Linked DNA regions of Homo sapiens: region 2 is linked to region 1. The links are chromatin contacts, found by Hi-C or POLR2A ChIA-PET in ENCODE. All regions are on one chromosome and are shown on one strand. The core of a region is the stretch at or near the end of the contact, and the rest is flanking DNA. Distances in the headings are between cores, read along the strand shown.

Region 1 (4,204 bases), core at 566-3,065:
AATTTCATTTAGCAAACAAAATACAAGTAAACAAAACACAACTTCTCTGATGAATGAAGTGGTTACCATATTTTTTCCCATTGTGTAAAGATAGTTCTCATATGAAATATATCACCTAAGCAGTAGTAATCAGAATATTCTGCAAACTTATTGGGGGTAATTTAAACCCCAAATCGGAAGAATAGAATAAAAGACATAAAAGTCTTTCTTCAAAAGAAAAACAAAACAAAACAAAAAACAATACCCCTTCGGTGTCAAATGATACAGAAATGGCACTGGTTTCCTATATGTTGACTGAGATACTTTTTACTGCATAGCAAATTAAAAAGATATGCTCATCCCACTTTTATTTTTATGCACTACTTTTAGTTCTGCAGAAATAAAAGCTATACTGAATTTAAAACTTTTTACACACATAATCCTGTGCAAACTATGTAATACTTTGTTTGTAGGATATTAACCCAACTTTCTAATATATTTTGTATATGTCTCTTTTTGTTTATTTGAGACAAAGTCTCACTCTGTCACCCAGGCTGGAGTGCAGTGGTGCAATCACAGCTCACTGCAGCTTCGACCTCCTGGGCACAGGTGATCTCACTTCAGCTTCCCGAGTAGCTGGGACCACAGGCGTGCACCACCAGGCCTGGCTAACTTTTTGTATTTTTTTTTTTTTTTTTGTAGAGACGAGGTTTTACCATGTTGCCCATGTGGGATATTTTGTATACATTTCAAAAGGCAACTACAAAAATTGGTTTTTCATATTTCTACAAATATTTTATGGAATGTTTAATATCTTGTAAATGTGGAAGCTGTGACAAATTTTTGTATTTAGAAAGTATGACAATCTGAAAATCAACATTTTACAGAAGTGACACCATTCTGTTGAAACTGGAGTATACTGCACTTATATATCATTATTTCTAATATACACCTAGTTATTAGAGAAATTAGTGCACTAAAGGACAGTGGTGGTTTTTAAAAATGATTTCTTCACTGTGGCAAGTTTGTCCTCCTCTGTCCAAAGCAACAATTGAACCAACAGGCCCTTCTAATCTTATGCCAGCAACACAATGGGATCGAGGCCAGGTTCTTGTGCAATTTGTGAAACCTTTGGTTTGCAGAGTTGTTAGCGTAGTGGCTCGGCTCATCAGCTCTGAGCATTTGAATATCTAATGTTTCAAACTGTTAGTCCTGTTCTGATTTATATTCATCCCTGCCATTCCTATTAACTTAATTACACCTGCCCACAACTTAATTTACTTGCCTTTGTTACTACAGTTTGAACTCCAGCTACATTTTTCTAAGAAATTAAATTGCTAGGTTTTTATAGCTGACTGCACTCTTAGAACTTCTCTACAGACTTTATGATCTTTTTGGACTTTACTTTTTAGCACATCTTAGGAACTATTATGAAGTTTTCTCGCAGCACACTTGAAGTTAAATAGCTTTTTCCAAGTTTAATACAGTTTGATGGCTCTTCTCGGGGTGTAGATGAGTGGGGGCACTTACATTGCCCGTTGGAGGAGACTCTGCCTTCTGCTCAGCCAAAAATCAGTGTGAATCCCTTTGACTGTTCCATCTTTCCCCATATCAAACCTAAATTATTGATCTTCCACCTGTTCTCATTTCTTCTGTCCTGTCTCTTGTTGAGTCACAACAGCTGTTCCCCATGCTCTGCGTGGTAACATTCCACATGGTACTCCATAAAAGCCTGATATAGATGACCTCTCTATAACAGAACTGCAATTATTCTTGTCATGCTTCAGTTGTTTCTGTGGCTCTCCTCTGGACTCTCTCCAAATTCTCCTGCTCAGTTTTAGCAAGCTGGCCTGGAGTTCTCTCACACGGTCTGGCTAGCACAGTAATTTGCTTGTGGTTAAAAGCCTTTGTGCTCAGTACTGAGACTGCCACATAATGAATTTTCATTTCCATTTTATTCTGAACTTGCAAACATCAGAGATTCGTGCTATCTTCAGTGTTTAAGTGGTAATGCCTTTTGTAAAATAAAGGAGGCTGCAGGCCAGGCACCGTGGCTCATGCCTGTAATCCCAAAGCTTTGTGAGGTGGAGGCGGGCAGATCACTTGAGGTCAGGAGTTCGAGACCAGCCTGGCCAACATGGCGAAACCCCATCTCTGCTAAAAATAGAAAAATTAGCCAGGCGTGATGGTGCATGCCTGTAATCTCAGCTACTTGGGAGTTGAGGAATGAGCACTGTTTGAACCCAGGAGACGGAGGTTGCAGTGAGCAGAGCCGAGATCGCACCACTGCACTCTAGTCGGGGTGACAGAGTGAGACTCCATCTCAAAAATTAAAAAAAAAAAAAAAAAAAGCCTGTGGTTATTTTGATGGGATAGCAAGGATAACATGAACCATGTAAGGTTTGGCATAAATAGTTCATAGTTGACCTGGTCTGTCTGACTGTCTGAGATGTCACTGAGTCATTTGATGACCTTGAAATGCTAAAGCATTGGAATGAATGTCTGTAGATCAGGACAGAGGTGGGTTCAGAGAACTATTTAGGAGACATCTGGGTGGGAGTTGTGGCCAACACTGATTACAGGTGAGCACTGGGGAAAAAAGCCAGGATTGCAAGGAGTTAAAGATCACCCATTCAAGAAGTTTGGCAGAAGGAGCAAGACAGGAAATTTATTCATTTAGTGGCAGTCAGAGGTAACAATATAAGAAAAGCATTCTGAGTCTTCTTTTAGGCAAACTGAAATTTGCCATTAGAGAAGGGAGTTCTTTGTTTTTCGTTTGTTTTAGGGACTATTTAAAAAATAAGAACATTTGTGTCTTATTAGTTAAGGCAGCACTATCCAATAGAATTTTCTGTGATGATGGAAACAGTCTACATCTGTGCTATCTGGTATGGTGCTATAAGCCACATGTAGCTATTTAAATTTAAATTTAATTAGTGTGGCTACTGAGCAATTGAAATGTGGCTAGTATATCTGAGTTGAATTTTGATTAATTAAAATTAAAATTTAAATTTAAATAGCTACATGTGGCTAGAGGCTACTGCATTAGACAGCTCAGAGTTCGAGTTTTACTAACTAGACTTGCAGATTAATCTCAAAATATTAATGTCTTAAAACAATAAAAGTGTATTATTCAACTATCACATCCAAACCAATTGGTGCTAGGGTGTAGGGAGGGGAGCATTCTGCTCTGCCTAGTCATTTGGAACACTGGCTCCTTCTATCTTGTGTGGTGCCATCTTCAACCTTGAAGGGTGCATGTTGGAGGGGAAGAGATAGAATATGAAGAATCTCTTGAGAAGTGTTATGGGCCATGTCTGGAAATGGCCTACATTACTTCAACCCATATACCCATATTCTAATAGTTACAAATAAATGACATGGCTCTACCTAACTGCAGGCTGAAAGAAAAGGAACAAGGTTTATGGACACATAACATTACCCTGCCACAATGAAATTTGTAGAGGTCTGGGATCAGTCTCTAATACCTCCTCCATAAGGAAATGGAAATAAATTTTAATCAGTGTGCTAAGGGAGTAAATCTGGTACAGTTCTGGATGTGAGGAAGAGACTGAAGGATCAAAGTGGGGCAATGGGGGTTCAACATGGGGCAGGGATCAGGAGGAAGAGATGGAATAAATAATAGAGGACAGAAAACAGTTGGTATTTGCTGATGGAGAACCACTTCTCGGAAAGAGAAACAAAAAGAAAGTGTGAGAATAGAAATTTTGAGGTGAAAAGGAGAGAAATTCAAGGTTCTTAGATTGAATCACTTTGTCTGCTCTGAGGTTATTTGCTTATTATGACAAGCCTGGGAAGACGTTTGGGTAGGTGCTTAAAATTAGAAGAAAAGACCCGAACAGGTACTGTAAAGAGTGCCTTGGGCATGCGCTGTAGAATTTGGAAGGCATTTGTTTCAGACTAATCTGGTAATCCAGATATTTCACAGAAAGTGTCATGTAAATTCAAATAGGTATCTTCTTTTTCTCTTGATAAATATTCCTGTGGTAAGCCATGGAGTTCTGTTAATCTTCTGTTTGACCAAATAACTAGGATTGGGAATTTTAACTTAACCTTTTACCTTTTACCATAATTAAGGTGCCAGTATAAGAGTAGAGCATTAAAGCTAGTGAGTATATTAACACGCAAACATTTTAAGAAAAATCAGATGAATAGAGAATACTGAAGTTAGTAATTCACATTTTGACAGCATCAGTTGAACTGT
Region 2 (4,463 bases), core at 1,918-4,417, 200 kb after region 1:
ATTCTGTCCACAGACATGTTTTCTTGAGCTTAAACACTGTTTAAAAAATTTTAATTCATAGTCAACATCTGCAGTTTATGAAAGCTTCAATTTTGTCTTCTTTTAAATATTGCAGTATCTGACCATTCTGCACCCAGATTCCCTCACAAGAGCAGTAGGTTGGAGCTTACTGCACTTTGGATAGGGAATGCTTTTCTTATTTACCAGCTGCCCCACTTCAGATTCTTGGCACCTGAGAACATCTGAATTTGGAACTTCTGGAATAATGACATTTAAGGCAGCTTAATTACGGAATCATTAAAGGGACTTGTTCCTAAGGTGTTATCACCTGGAATGCATGAATTTACAAATTGTAATAAGGTTTGCTGAGGAATCTGGGGAAATGTGTTTTTTGTAAAATGCTTTTAAAAGGCTTATTGCATGATTTAGAATTCCTTTTTAAGAGAATGTAGAGTTCTTTCGAGACTACTTGACCAGATGGACAGTGTTTTAGCTTCATATAAAAGATTCCCAGGGGTGGGACCAGTTACATGTTTATGTAGTGCTTCTCCAAAATTTAGCCATATCTTAGAGTAGTGGATTTCAATGTGTGGTGTCTGGACCAACAGTGTCAGCATTACTGGAAAACCTGTTAGAAATGTAAATTCTCAGGCCCTACTGAATCAGAAATTCTGGAGGTGAGACCCAGCAATCTGTGTTTTAATAAGCCCTGCAGGTGATTCTGAACCAATCTGTTAAGAGAATGAAATATAATACAATAATAATATAATGTGGTTTAGAGTTAGATTTAGTTATTTCTGAAAAGTCTTAGTACTATTGACCAATTCAACCTGAGAATTATTCAAATTCTGAAGCATGAAACTTGTTATGGCCTCATAATTAAGATTTACACAAATTATCAGGCTCTGTGAGAAAGTTTTGGACTGATCCTGCTTACTACTCTTACTGTGTAAATGTTCGTCAAAGGCCCTCTCTGACTCTGGGCTTATGTTCTCCTTGTAAAACACAGTGTGCTCATTATATTTTAGCCTTGCCCAGGACCCCTAGTCTGGGAGACGTTATGTGTCTGATTAAACTGGACCCCTCTGGTGCCATTCCTATTGCTTTGGATAATGGTGGAATGTCACAAGTGAGCAATAAATGCGAGCTGTTGTTGCGGTTATTATAGAGGGCTGGCTATGTCCACTTCAGTTTAGAAAGTTCAGAAGGGTATTTGCTTTGTAATCCCCGCACTTTGAGAGGTCGGGGTGAGCAGATCACTTGAGGTCAGGAGTTCAAGACCAGCCTGGCCAACATGGTGAAACCCCATCTCTACTAAAAATACAAAAATTAGCCAGGCGTGGTGTCACCTGCCTGTAGTCCCAGCTACTCAGGAGGCTGAGGCATGAGAATTGCTTGAACCTGGGAAGTGGAGGTTGCAGTGAGCCAAGATCATGCCACTGTATTCCAGCCTGGGTGACAGAGTGAGATAGTATTTAAAAAAAAAAAAAAGAAGAGTATTTGTTCCAGTTTCAAGATAGAAATCTAAAACATAAGGTGGATAGTGGCTGGCTGCAGATTGTGATTTGTAATGGGTCATGTGCTGTGCTGCTACAGAGCTGGCAAATAGTCCAGAGGTCTCAGTATTCTTTCTGTGACCCTCTCTATTTTATATTTACACTGTATTTATTGGAATTGACCAATTTTAAACTTCACTTTGCTATGGCATACAGTGTTTTTGTAACCTGTGAGCTTCTTGTGTAAAGCAGAAAATAATCTGTAATAGAGCAGGTAGCTCATTGAAAGCCTGTGGCTATGATGTAACCTTGCAAGTGTTCTCCTTGAAGGGCCCACTCATCATATTTGCTTTGTAATCCCTGCACTTTGGGAGGCTGGGGTGAGCAGATCACTTGAGGTCAGGAGTTCAAGACCAGCCTAGCCAACATAGTGAAACCCCATCTCTACTAAAAATACAAAAATTAGCCAGGCATGGTGACACCTTCCTGTGGTCCCAGCTACAGAGGAGACAGACCAGAGTAAGGAAGAGGCCACTGTCCAATTTAGAGGCATGATATTCTCCTGATATTAGGGCAGAATCTGAGAAAACATTGACTGGGCTCATACATAGAGTCCTGTCCTATTGTCTCCAAACTGTGACTTTGTCTGCATGGTAAAGTTCTTCCATGAAAGATCTCAAAAGAGAAGTTAATGTTCCATAGAAGGTACTTCAATCATCGATGTCTCCACTGGGTGTTAGTATTGCTTCTTCTAGGGTGCTTTGATTATGTAATAGTATTTTTTAAGTGGGGGACATGCTTAAAATTTGAGAGGAAAAAACATTAAAGAGTTTTTTTTTTTTAAATCAGCCCACTCATATAAAACATCAGCTAAACAACGGACAAAATATTTTGTTACCCCTCAAATTTTTATTCCAATACCAAAGTATCTTCTCTGTTGAACAGCATCACTGGTAGAAAACTGTGGGCCAGGATGACCATAAGAGGGAGGCCCAGTTGTGAAAAGGAAAGACATTAGCAAAAGGCCTAATTTTGATATTAGCAAATTTGAGATTAATTAGAAAATTAATTAGGAAATTAGGACAAGGTCTAATTTTGAGATTAGTAGATTTTTCTCTGCTCTCATTAACTTTGAATTCGTTTTGATTCCTCGAGTGAGAGAACTCACCTCTCAGTGATTTGACCTCGGAGATGCTGGCCAAGCTTCGCTAAGCAGGAAATCATTTCTTGGCTGGTGTGCTTTTGAAACTTAACCGAGGAAACTGAATTCCAAAAATACCTAAGCAAAGTAAATGCTAGCAGCTTTAAACATTTTCCTAAAAATCAGGCAGAAAGCTCTAAAAAGAAGTCAGTTATGTTTGCTTCCTGTGGGGAGTTTCTCATAGGAAATATTTTAAAATAAAGTTTCTAGGAAGATTTTGTGAAGATCATTCTCTATCTGATGTAATTTATGAAAGCTTATAAAGTTTAAGCATTCTTCTAAAATCTTTAAAGTGTTAATTTGTATTATATTTACTTAAATAATATTTATAGCTATACAGTGAAAAGAAAGTCTTCCTCAGAGTTCTGTCCTTTAGTTTTATGGCTCATGTTCCAGGATAAGTCTCTGTATTCTATATACTTTAGAATGCGAGAGAGAAAAAACGAAACCAAGTAAACACAAAAGATTCTACTCCCCCCAACCCCCTCCAAAAAAACCCAAGGAAGAAATAAGCATCAGTGATGAAAGAACAGCACTATAACTTGTCCCTTTCAGCAAGTAGATTTGTAAAATAAATACAGTTTCACATTATTAACCAATAGCAGTAGTTTGTCATAAAACCTAAATTCTTAGTAGAAAAGAGCATCAAAAATGATAATCCAGACTTGAAGATAGACTGTTGATATTTTCTTCCCCACAGGTATTTTAGGGAATTAGGAAATGTAAATAGGGAGAGGCTGGGAGCCATAAGAGCGTCGAGTCCCTATGCTCAGTCTGACTCATGTTTATTGAGAGCCTGGCCTGTGTAAGGCAGTATTTAGATATTTGCAATTCAGAGATGATAGGAGATGCTTAGGTCTGAAGAGCCTTTATTTCCTTTTTGGTAAATCAAACATAACTTATTGATGGGGAACAAATAAGTGGCAAAACCAACCAACCACCCAACAGACAATGAGACAATGAAATAAAACAGAAAAAGGCAATGTTCAGGCAGTCAGTAGTTCCAAATTGAGAAAGCAAAGAATCAAGTGTCAGCACCATTGGTTGTAACCTTTACATCCCTAGGTAACTTCAATGCATCAACTCAACTGAGCTGAATTAAATGCTGTGCCTTTGTTCTCTCTTTATTTCATAGGAGTATTTGTATAAACCTGTCAGGAAATAAGGGCATTGGCAATAAGATACTTTCTTTGAGTCAAATACTAATTTTTTTTGTTTGATTTTTGTTTGTTTGTTTTTGAGACAAATTCTTGTTCTGTTGCCCAGGCTGTACTGCTGTGGTGTGATCATGGCTCACTGCAGCCTCCATCTCCTGAGCTTAAGTGATACTCCTATCCAGTCTTTTTGTAGAGATGAGGTCTTACTATGTTGCCTGGGCTAGTCTCAAATTCCCAGCCCTAAGTGATTCTCCTGCTTTGGCCTCTCAAAGTGTTGGAATTACAGGCATGAGCCATCACACCTGGCCTTACATACTAATTTTTAAAAGTTTAATAAAAAGGGCACTACTGGCTGGGTGTTGTGGCTCATGCCTGTAATCTCAGCACTTTGGGAGGCCAAGGCAGGTGGATCACTTAAGCCCAGGAGTTCGAGACCAGCCTGGACAACATGGTAAGACCTCACCTCTACGAAAAATACAAATATTTGCCAGGCATGGTGGCATGTGCCTGTGGTCCCAGCTACTCAGGAGGCCGAGGTGAGAGGATCGATTGAGGCTGAGAGGTCAAGGCTGCAGTGAGCCAGATCATGCCACTGCGCTCCAGCCTGGG

Evidence for each region. A loop is a pair of places that touch in the nucleus more often than their neighbours do. ChIA-PET counts read pairs that join two places held with the same protein, here RNA polymerase II (POLR2A). Pooled maps may share reads with other maps.
Region 2: a pooled map shows a loop between it and region 1 (1.9-fold over the local background). The contact joins two enhancer-like sites. A Hi-C loop is called at or near these places in 2 of 50 pooled maps. POLR2A ChIA-PET finds 5 or more read pairs at or near these places in 2 of 52 experiments (GM10248 and WTC11).

Annotation. Positions count from the first base shown.
Region 1 is chr1:100,187,041-100,191,244 of GRCh38, forward strand. DBT (dihydrolipoamide branched chain transacylase E2) reads right to left here. Exons shown (of 11, transcript NM_001918.5): 11 at 1-4,204. Among named protein-coding and RNA genes, the nearest start is that of LRRC39, 11 kb to the left of the region's middle. RefSeq lists an enhancer at 1,625-1,774. Within about 2 kb of position 1,816, at least 10 of the 41 ENCODE cell types and tissues checked have a DNase peak (open chromatin) inside an H3K27ac peak, as active enhancers do.
Region 2 is chr1:100,384,689-100,389,151 of GRCh38, forward strand. All of the region lies in intron 3 of CDC14A (cell division cycle 14A), which reads left to right. Among named protein-coding and RNA genes, the nearest start is that of CDC14A, 34 kb to the left of the region's middle. Within about 2 kb of position 3,168, at least 5 of the 41 ENCODE cell types and tissues checked have a DNase peak (open chromatin) inside an H3K27ac peak, as active enhancers do.